Regions from separate parts of the Homo sapiens genome. Here region 2 is linked to region 1. The links are chromatin loops, found by intact Hi-C in ENCODE. Cell type or tissue: pancreas. All regions are shown on one strand. Links, peaks and the distances in the headings refer to the core of each region. The heading gives the core; the rest is flanking DNA.

What was found. A loop is a pair of places that touch in the nucleus more often than their neighbours do. Peaks named below come from ENCODE experiments on the same cell type or tissue, not always from the same donor. Only the 100,000 strongest peaks of a DNase experiment are listed, where the experiment ranks them.
Region 2: a loop joins it to region 1, with 2.1 times the contacts of the local background. A loop is called at or near these places in 2 of 110 quality-filtered maps.

What each region holds. Positions count from the first base shown.
Region 1 is chr10:23,196,253-23,201,628 of GRCh38, reverse strand. No RefSeq gene overlaps it. Among named protein-coding and RNA genes, the nearest start is that of PTF1A, 6.6 kb to the right of the region's middle. In pancreas, for the core only: no CTCF peak of the experiment used is centred there; DNase peaks (open chromatin) are centred at 1,958 and 2,428; H3K4me3 peaks cover 2,356 bases; H3K27ac peaks cover 5,000 bases.
Region 2 is chr10:23,252,824-23,258,199 of GRCh38, reverse strand. The region is part of intron 10 of C10orf67 (chromosome 10 open reading frame 67); the gene reads left to right. Among named protein-coding and RNA genes, the nearest start is that of PTF1A, 63 kb to the right of the region's middle. In pancreas, for the core only: no CTCF peak of the experiment used is centred there; no DNase peak of the experiment used is centred there.

The DNA of each region.
Region 1 (5,376 bases), core at 79-5,078:
AAGTTAAATCTCATTTCTTCTTCTGTTGATTTCATTCCTAAGCCTTGTTTGCTGAATTTAGCTCAAGAGGATGAAATGTCCAGAGACCTGGTCAATAGGAAAACTTGCTTTCGAATGCCCCATGAGAACAAGTGAAAATTTAACAGGCAGGCATTGTTCTGAGTTTTGAAACAACCCAGTTAAACAGCAAACAAGAATCTTCAACTTGACCTTGAAAAAGGCTGTGTGCCTGCAGATAATCTATCAAACAACTCTAGATGACAATGATATATTTCAAAGTATTGTCAGATGAAAAGATTGATAAATTTGCTGTTGCAAAGAGAGAACTTTGGAAACAGGCAACAGGCACTTTAGCTCTCTGACTCCGCCTCCTCCTCTGTCCTCACTGCCCCGTCCCCACCCCACCACCCCCAGCCGCCCTTGGGGCCAACTCGGTAGAAGAAGGCCAGTAAATCAGCACTGTAATATTTCTTAAGGGGCACGGAAAAGCTGTGAACAGTACTTCTCATATTAAACGCAATATTTCTTTGCTTTCGTGGGGAACAAAAGTCATAGCAAGACGTCTTTATGGCTAATTCAGTCAAAGGCACATCCCTGGTTCCCCCCGAAGAAAGGTCAGTGTCGTTGTGTTTGGTCCACCGAGGGGGTGTTTTCACACTGAAAACTGAGCCAGCTGTCCCTGTCATACCCTCGCCATTGGGGAGCGCGCACTAGCCATGGTTATTAGGCACTTCTACACCTGCAAAATACACCGATTTCCAAGACTTTTCAAGACACCCTCCCGTTCTCATGCCCCCTCCTCTTGTCTGCTAAACTTTGACAACACAATTCAAGCCCTGGATGAAAGCGCTGCACGCAAGAAGAACTCTTGGGAGGGGTGGCCCAGCTACCATCTCCCAGTGTCTATTGAGCGGCCATCAGAGAAATGAGGCGGCAAGTGTATTTTCAAAAGTACGGAAAAACTTCCAGATAATCGCTTCGAGGTGTCACATTTGCTATTGCCACATATGCCAACTGTTGAACCCTAATATTTTATTATATGCACCGGTGTGAGTTGTGGGGTTGCAGCCAGGCGTCCTTCGCTTAGAAGTGGCTTGTTTTAAAATTTGTAATTAGCATGTCACTGACAAGCGCCAGGAGACACATTTTTTTTTGAGTTGCCCAATGCCAGTGCACGTCTATATTTTTAAAATCCGAATGCCAACGCTTGCCCAAATGGATTTTATAAAACTTCTAGAAACATCCCCTAGCTAGACTCATACCCTGAATCCAATTCCGAAGGCCTGCGCTCCAGAGATAGGCGACTAACTAGCTGTTTGGGAGACGTCCAGCGACTCCAACAGGAAAAGAGCTAGAAGGGATCCTGTGCAGTCACCGAAGAGAAATTGTAAAACTAGAAATAATTCAGAAAACGCATCTTTAAGAGCGAGAATGCCCCGAGGTGCCGGTACCTCTAAGACAGAAGGGCTAATGTAACTAGCTTTCTCCATCCGCACTTACATAGGGCCTAGGAGTGGGGGTAGGGAACCGAAGAGTCCTATCTGGCTGCGGGTTGCGGGGAGGGGACGAGGAGAGGAGAAGAGCCCATTTAATTAGCCGGCGGTGTGTCTCTAATCCTCATCTTTGTCTAATCCACCCAAACTGCCGAGCTCTACATGAGAAGTCCCTAGAGTGGGCGAGGTGCAGAGGTGCCCAGGACGCCTTGGGTTCCTGGGACACAGGCAGAGGTGAAACACCCCACATGCCACAGGAAGCGGGGAGGGGGTGCCTCTCACCACAACGGAACCCTAAACTATTTCCTGAAGGCTTGGGGCCTCCACACAACCCGCCTCCACCAGCAAAGCGCCGGCGCCTCTCCAAAGCGATGTCAGCGCAACAGGTTGTTTGGAACAGGTGCCGGCCAGCTAGGGATGGGATTGGCCTTAAGTTGCGGGGATCAGTCAAGGGCCAAGACTCCCCGAGAAGCAAGGGCAGACCCCCAGAGGTCCGAAAGTGGGGACTGGCTAGAAACCTGCGCCCCCCGCTGCTGTCGCTGCTAGCGCTGGCGCCTCGGCCCAGAGGCAAAAACCAGCTCGCCACAACCTGCGCCCCGGGCCACGGGGCCCTCTACAGGCGGCCGCCCGAGGGCTTCCCTCCCGGCCGCGGGGCGTAGTTGCCCCGGGCCTCCTCCGAAGAAGCCTGGGGTCCCATCCCCGGATCTCCTTTTGGCCGTTCGCTCCCCTCCCTGCTCGCTGCTTCCTGGAGCCCCTCTTGGAGACTTCCATGCGCAAAGATAGCAGAACTGCGGAGAGCAAGGCGTCGGGCAGCCACTTCCAGCCTCAAGCGAAGACAGGCAGCACAGGAGTCCCGAATGCCCCTGGGAGCAAGGGCTAGGCGGGCCTCCGGGGACACTCGTCCGACTCCACCCCGGCTCTCCGGAACCCTGGGAACGCGGAGCAGCGGGCGGGGCGCATGCGCGCCTCCGGCCAGGGTCCCTCCCCGGCCTGCGGAGTTTGGGGAAAGTTTGGCGAGGTTTGCCCTGGCAGCGGCGGATGTCCCAAAGGTCAGGCTGCCCTGGGGATGCAGCCAGGATCCCCCCCAGAGTCCCAGGAGCGGGCTCGGCAGGAGCCGGAGGGCTGAAAGGCGGCAGAAGGTGGGAAGAGGGAGGCCTTTTGTGTGTGGCACAGGAGAGTCACTTGCGCACAAACGCAGCAGCGCGCTCCGCCGCCGCCTCAGCCTCCACGGCAGCACCTCCGCCTTAGAGGCGCTTCATTACAGCCGAGCCCTTCCCCCGCCTCCCCCCGGCCCTGGCCTTTGTTCGGCTTGAAAGTAATGCTGTGAATTAAAAGAAATGACAATATTTTCTATCTGCTTAAAAGTCCAAGAGAAGAGCCCTTGAGCTTGGCAAAAATCAGGCAAATCATTCATCATGCCACCCCGCACCTGTGGTCTTGGCATTGAAAACCCTCCAGACCTATTCCTATTAAACTTAATTATTCCCCCAAAGCACACAATGGTTGAAATGGAGCAGGTTGGAGTCTGTTTATTGGTGGTAAATGTTTTTCTGAAGATCTTCTGAATCTCATTGTTAGCTCGTTGTTTGAGGCTGCCCTCTTTCTTTCAGACTAGAGTAGCCTTGGACTTTTCAATTTTCAATCGTAACATCTGCTTAATCGTACGGATCAAAATATGGAGACACAAAACATATGTAATGGTTGATTTGTTAAATCCTGGTAATGAGTTATTAACAAGGGAAAACAATAGGCCAGGATGGTGAGAGCCTTATGGTAACAGAGTCACTTTATGTAACGCCTGACGTTTCCCTTCTTGATAAATGGAACTAAGGTCTGAGCGCCAGGTGATAGCAAGAAAATCAATGTCTTTAGGGGCCAGCACTGAGACTTTTCTCTATGTGAAAAATTAGGAGACATAAAATTTAATTGGCTGATCAGGAGGGGGGGGAAACAGTGGTCTTAAGTTTAATTGCCAGTAGGCTTAGCAAGAGAGACAAAACAAGATTTGGGCCTGTTTGTTTGCTGCACCCCAGCCTCAAGTCCAAGTGTATCATTGAAAATGTGTTTTATTATAACACATGTCATGCTTTACAGTTCCCATATTGTGTAAAGACAATAGTTAATGGTACATTAAAGACAGGCAAACCATGCCAACACGTCTTGGAGACATTGTAAGGGCCTCTCTCTTTGCTTGTTTTAGGCAGCTGCAGCCCAGGACCCAGAAGCACAAAAAGAACAAGTTTGAAATACCAGGTGCATCCTAGAGAACCACGACAGGGATTGATATGTTATAGCCCAGGACATGAACCTAGCAATAAAGATATCATTTCGATTGTCTGTGGCTTCCACGGCCTGTAAAGCCGAGAGGCCCCTAAGCAGCCTGCTTTCTGGCAGCCCTGTCTCTCTCCCTGGGTTTCCCCATCTCCCTGGGCCAAATCCGAACACCTGTTGGCCAGACCTCACATCCCGTCGTGGGAATCGTTTCCTACCAGTGGTTCCAGATCTCAAAAATGCAATTGGTTGTGGAATTATTTAGGACCATTCCCACAGGCTGCAGAAGGCTTTGGAAAGGCTGTGAGAGGGAGGGTGAGGGCGAGAGGGAGGGTGAGGGCTCTTCCCAGAGAGGTCCGCCAGGGAGTACTCAACTGGTGTTTGTTCAACCTCGCAGCTGGTACTCGGTGCCACCGCAAAGGCCCATTAATGGAAATGGGATGAGTTTATGGATTTAAGAGGCTTCACACCCTCTCCACGGAGGGGCGTTAATCCTGGGGCTGGCAGATGAGCGGTCCTGGGAAGCATTCTCAGCCGATTTCACAGGAGTTCCAACAAGGCCTTTTATGCGCTCTGCTCCCAGCCTGGGGTGGGGGGACCCCCTTCTTTCCCACCCACTTTTTCTGCCTTACAGGACTTCCAGGCTCCAGAATGCAACTTTTTATGAGAGTGTTAACTAACCCACAGTGCCTCCTTCATGGGAAGGAGGAGGCATCACAAGAGGGCTCCATTCCAGAGGCTGCCCAGCTCCAGGTGCAGAAGTGGCTGCTTCTCCTTTTTTTGCCTCTCTCCTCCTCTGCTCTTCTGGAGTCACCCCACCACTCGCACCTCACCTCCTAATCTAAAGTTCTCTTTAGAAGGGGGTGGAGGGGAGAACAGGAATGGGAATGGTGCCTCCGCTTTGTAGCTTCTGAAAATAGAAAGCCACCTTCCTTCTGACATGCAATGTCTTTTAAGACAATCACAAGAGGACCCTAACACTAAAGCCCACCAGAAATTGAAGAGGGAGGGAGGCCTGGGGACAGGGGGCTTTTATTGAATGAAATCATTGGCACTTTGCCATGAAGGTAGATACAGCAACCTGGGATGGAGACCAGCAAGATGGGCTAGAATTGAGGATGTGTGTTTGGCAGGAGGGGGTGAGATGTTGGGGGAGAGGAAGAGGCAGCACCCCAGGCCACCTCTGTTCTCCAAAGACTTTATCAAGCCCACTCCAGGGCTCCCTCCCCCGACCATGGCTAGCAGTGGAGTCTGGACCAGTGGAGAATGATTTAACCAGCTCTCCAATAGAGATCATAAAATTCAGCCTGTACTGGGCTTGCAGCTTCTTTATTATGCTAAATGGACAAGGGCAGCCAGGGCAGACTTTAAACTCTTTCCCCTGGTGGTCCCAGGCTGGGTTTCAGTGCAGGGGATGATGGGTGTTCAGAAGGGCCGGGCTGGGCAAAGATTCTCCATAGCCATCCAGGAGTTTGGCTTACTCAATTATCTTCATATGCATCTTTTTTAAAAGTTGGACGAGAAGTGTGGACTTAGAAGGACCATTGAATACCTGTCACTCAAACTGCCCTCACATGATCCTTCCAGTGCCAGGCCGTGTTTGCCGGCCAGA
Region 2 (5,376 bases), core at 254-5,253, 56 kb before region 1:
ACAGCTATAGTTGGAGCACCATGCCAGGCCACCAGTGCACCAAGAGCTCGCCCATGGTTGGCAATGGGGATGCCAGAGGCCACATGGTAAAACCACCTAACGTGGCTGGCACCATCCAGCCTGTTCCAGCGAGCTGCCTCATATTTCTGATTGAATGCTGCACATCATGTGTAGAATAGTAGAGATTGAAATAAATTGTATTCACACATTGAAATAACCTGTCTCTTATGAGACTATACATACACACACCCATACACATATGTGTGTATACATATATGTGTGGGGGGGATGTGTATGACTACTGTGACAGGTTGGGCCAATCTAACCAAAGTTGAGTTGAGTTTGCTTGTTGCTATGGTTACCTCTACTAGACCACAGTCTTTTATTTAAAAAAAAAAAAACAGAGTCTGACTCTGTCACCCAGGTTGGAGTGCAGTGCTGTGATCTCAGCTCACTGAAACGTCTGTCTCCTGGGTTCAGGCCATCCTCCCACCTCAGCCTCCCAAGCAGCTGAGACTACAGGCACATGCCACTATGCCCAGCTAACTTTTGTATTTTTTATAGAGATAGAATTTTGCCATATTGCCCAGGCTGTTCTCGAACTCCCGAGCTCAAGGGATTCTCCTGCCTTGGCCCCCCAAAGTGCTGGGATTACAGGTGTAAGCCACTGCACCAGGCAACAGTTTTGATATTCTTTTTGTGGTGGGTATGTGACTAGAGTGGGAGCTGGGGTCACAGAGTGCTTTTCTCTGACTACCACTCTACCCTCAGCTTATAGAACCTGTCCACCTGTGCCATAGAGAAGATCTGCCTCTATGCTCTTATCCATGCCTCAGTAGTGCACTGCTATTGCTTGGTGCTCCATGAGTGAAGGTAGAGAAGATTCTCTGTGGTTCTAATCCAAACTCAGACTTTCAGAAGTGTTGTGTGCTCAGGCCCCAGCGGTGGACTTTCTCAGCATTCTTGCCCCTCTTCCCTGGGGCAGTTCACTCGCCTTGTATCTGAAGTTGGTCTTGGGCAGGAGTTTCCTGTCCTTCCTGCAATAGTAGGACACCTCCACTTGGTATTGGCATAGAGTTGAAGGTCCAAGACAATTACCATTCCCTTCTCCCAGGGGAGCAACCTGTTTCTTTTGTTTTTCCCATTGACATAATATATCTCCATTTTTGAGCTGTGAGCAAGAGACTCTGCTGCCCATCCCAGCAGTTGAAAACTTTTCCTTCTGAGAAAGGAGTGGCCTGGGAGAAATAAATGGGATTTGATACCTAACACTTCTTCACAGCATCAACCACTGATCACCTTCTTTGAGCCTGGTTGGCCAGACAGTTTGCTTCCCCTCTCCCAGAGGCTTAAGACTTTCACATGCTAGGATAGAATGACCCAAGGAAGGTGATTTTCCTGTAGTAGCTGCTGATCCCCTCCTCAAGTCTGCACCATCAACAGAGACTCCTTTCAAAATTGCTCTGCCCTCAATTTTTCTCATGAGTATCTGGTAAGGGACAGGAAAAAAAAAAAAACTTGTGAGTGAGTGCAAGCTCCACTTTTAACATGTGTCCCCAGCTACTTCAGACTGCCCCGCTCACCAACATTTGATCTTCAGAAGTTCTTTATATTTTAGCTTATTCTTCTTACAAGCTTGTGTTGAAGCTGGCATGGTGCTTCTTCAGCTGTAGACGAGACCTATGAACTGTTCATGGCTCTCATCTCTCCTCTGAGGGCATTGTTCCTCTTTGGAATTTAGGTTACCTGGGTGTAACCCCAGCTCTCTAATGGGTTCAAGAGAAGTTGTGATTTTGTAGTTTATCTAGATTTTTCTTGTTTTTAGTGTTGGAATGGCATTTTTTGCTTCCTAAGCGGGAGCCAGGAGTCTCAATTTTTTAAATAAAATGGATACAGGGCCAGACATAGAAGCTCATGCCTGTAATATTCCAGCACTTTGGAAGGCCCAAGCAGGAGGATTGCTTGAGCCCAGGAGTTCAAGACCAGCCTGGGGAACATAGCAAGACTTCTTCTCTAAAAAAAATACGAAAATTAGCCAGGCATGGTGGTGCACAGCTGTAGTTCCAGTTACTTGGGAGGTGGAGGTGGGAGGATCACTTGAGCTGGGAAGGTGGAGGCTGCAGTGAGCCAAGATCATGCCACTGCACTCCAGCCTGAGCCATGGAGCAAACTGTCTTGAAGAAAAAAACTCACAAAACTGATAACATACTTATTATACAAAATTTGCTCAATGAGGAAATGCCAAAAGAAGAAAATTTTTAAGAAAATCCTGCCACCCAAAGATGATCACTGAAAACCTCTCATTACCACCCTTCCAGACAAGTCTTGATGCAGATTTTTATGTCAACAGGATGTGGATAACATCATTCCATACCGTTGAATTTAGATAATCCATTATATGTGCTGTATGTATTTCGCCCCACAGAAGTAGCACAATTTACATAACCAATTCGTGTCAATTTACCAGTGCCTTCCTGAGATATTATTTCTTTTTTTTTTCGGTTATAAACAATGGCTTCATCATATTTAATAGATACATTCCTATCACTGAAGTGACCTTGTCACAAGTTTTTGGAGTGAATAGTTTAATAGATGTGTATTCTGCTTTTGCATAGATGACTTCCTACATGAACACATGAACACATGAACACAAGGTCTAGGATGTTCTAGAGCCAGGTGAGGAAGCCACACCCAGACAGACTTTTGTGGCCTTCTGAACCTTTGAGACATGCTTGAGAGTTGCATATAGCCTGGATCAGCCTAAATCCTGTATGGCTTCACAGCCCAGTCATTCTACCAAGATGCCTCCGAGCCCTTTGGCAAACATGGAATGGCACCTTTGGGGACATCAAATGAAGAAAGTCTTGTCCTGTTTTTGAAAGATTTGCCTACCTTAACAATTTTGTTAGAAGAAAATTCACAAGTGATATATGTAGATAAATGTTTTGTTTTGATTTTTGGCCCCCGTCATGACTACTGTTTCAGCACACAGCCTCATATTTTATTCTCCGTGTTCCCAATTCTCAGCCTCTTCTCTCCAAATTGTAGGTGCATGAGGTTGGTCCTTGTTTCGTGTGTTTCTATTAGCCCCTCCTCTCCCTGGCCACTTCCCACCCACTGGCACATTACTGGTGTTCAAAAGTAGTTATTTGCATGGCAGGTTAAAAAATGTTAATATGAAAGTCAAAGTGATTGAGGTTTTAAAGAGGAAAAATCATTCTTCATCATGATGAGTCAGAAAGACTACTTTAATGGTAATATAAATATATTCGACGATTTAAAGGGTATAGAGGTAAAAGGCAAAGTACCTTTCATTAAGCCCAGAGAAAATGACTAAAGTTTCATAAGAGAGATGTTTGTGGAAATTAAATGTACTGACTCTTGATAAGAAAAAGAAAACAGAGATGTGAGGGTATGATAAGGAATGTAGTTAATCTTACGGCAGTTAATAAACATAATTTGCTTCTTCTGTTATTACAAACCCTGGCTACTATTCTAATTTAGAATAGTATATTTGTTAAATTTTTAAAAATATGATATAAGTGCTTAAAAATGGGAAGCAAATTTAAGAATCATAACTTCCGTTATAAATGAACCTTTATTTCTTAATTTTGTGAATTTTTAATTATAAATGTATATACAAATTCAAAAGAGAATGAGAAATATTTATAATAAATTATTTTAAATCACAGCCAGTAGTGGTGGCTCATGCCTCTAATCCCAGCACTTTAGGAGGCCAAGGTGGGTGGATCACCTGAGATCAGGAGTTCAAGACCAGCGTGGCCAACGTGGTGAAACCCCGTCTCTACTAAAAGTACAAAAAAATTAGCCAGGGGTGGTGGCAGGCACCTGTAATCCCAGCTACTCGGGAAGTTGAGGCAGGAGAATTGCTTGAACCTGGGAGGCGGAGGTTGCAGTGAGCTGATATTGTGCCATTGCACTCCAGCCTGGGCAACAAGAGTGAAACTCTGTCTCAAAAAAAACACACATTTTGTTAAATTACAGTATGTTATTATCTTTACAATTATTTAATTTGTGTTTGTGTTTTCCTACTTAGGAAGTTAATTACTTTTATTTTAATATTAACACTCATTTTCACATCAATCTATTATCAGTCCAGTGTTTGCACCTGTCAATGAAGTGACCACATAAAGACCAGTGTGTGTATTCCAGAGAAAGTGGAATGTCAGCAGCTGGCAAAACAAAATGACAGTTTAATGTGGACAGAGCCAGGATTCAATAGACCATGTTGCAGCAAAGTTGAAAGTTCAACTCGAACTGGAGAGCAAACACTCTAGTCTACATGTGATGCTTTTTTTTCTCTTTTTTTAATGAAAAGAGACGTTATCTTCATCATCATAATAGTGTTGTCTTTTGAAGAGATTGAATAATTATTTGCTTTACAGAAGATAGATTTTAGAACAGACTTATCTCTAGTTATTACATAGTTGATCATTATATGAAAGCTGGAAAAAGGGAGCCTTAAAAATTGAAACTAATTTTTACTGTACATAAATTTAAACACAGTTTTTTTTTAAATAAGCATTCAATCACTGATGTAACTTTGGATATAGTGAAATAAGTATATTAATGTCTTTCTACGTGGAAAATTATTTTGTTCTACTGATTTGTTTTCCTAATTTTCTGGGGATTAATTTTTTTAATTTGGGTTAATTTTTTTTAGCATAATGGCAAGTGTTCTCCCTGACCCTGGGCCTGGGGCTCTTCCCCTGGTGATTTCCTTGGACTACTGTTAATCAAATGGCAGTGAACTCACTCTCTACCCCTTGTACCCTGGACAAAGAGGTGGTTCACGTGGATTGTGCCCTTTGAGAACAAATAGGTGGAGGGACTCCAAAAAGTGTCCATCTCATGTCACTTTGGTGACCCCCACTTTTTTGATGAATGGCCTTATCCAAATCTTCAGCTTCAACCCACGTACTGATGAATCCCAAATTATCTCTCTAGGATCAACCCCTCTCTCAAATTCCAGGCCCTGTCTCAGTTGCTATATTAGTCTCTTTTCACATCACTGATAAAGACATACCTGAGACTGGGAAGAAGGGGTTTAATGGACTTTCAGTTCCACATGGCTGGGGAGGCCTCACAATCATGGCAGAAGGCAAGGAGGAGCAAGTCACATCTTACATGGATGGCAGCAAGCAAAGAGAGAGCTTGTGCAGAGAAACTCCCATTTTTAAAACCATCAGATCTTGTGAGACCCATTCGCTATCTTGAGAACAACATGGGAAAGACCCGCCACCGTGATTCAATCATCTCCCACCAGGTCTCTCCCACAACACGTGGGAATTATGGGAGCTACAAGATGAGATTTGGGTGGGGACACAGAGCCAAACCATATCAGTTGCCTATTAC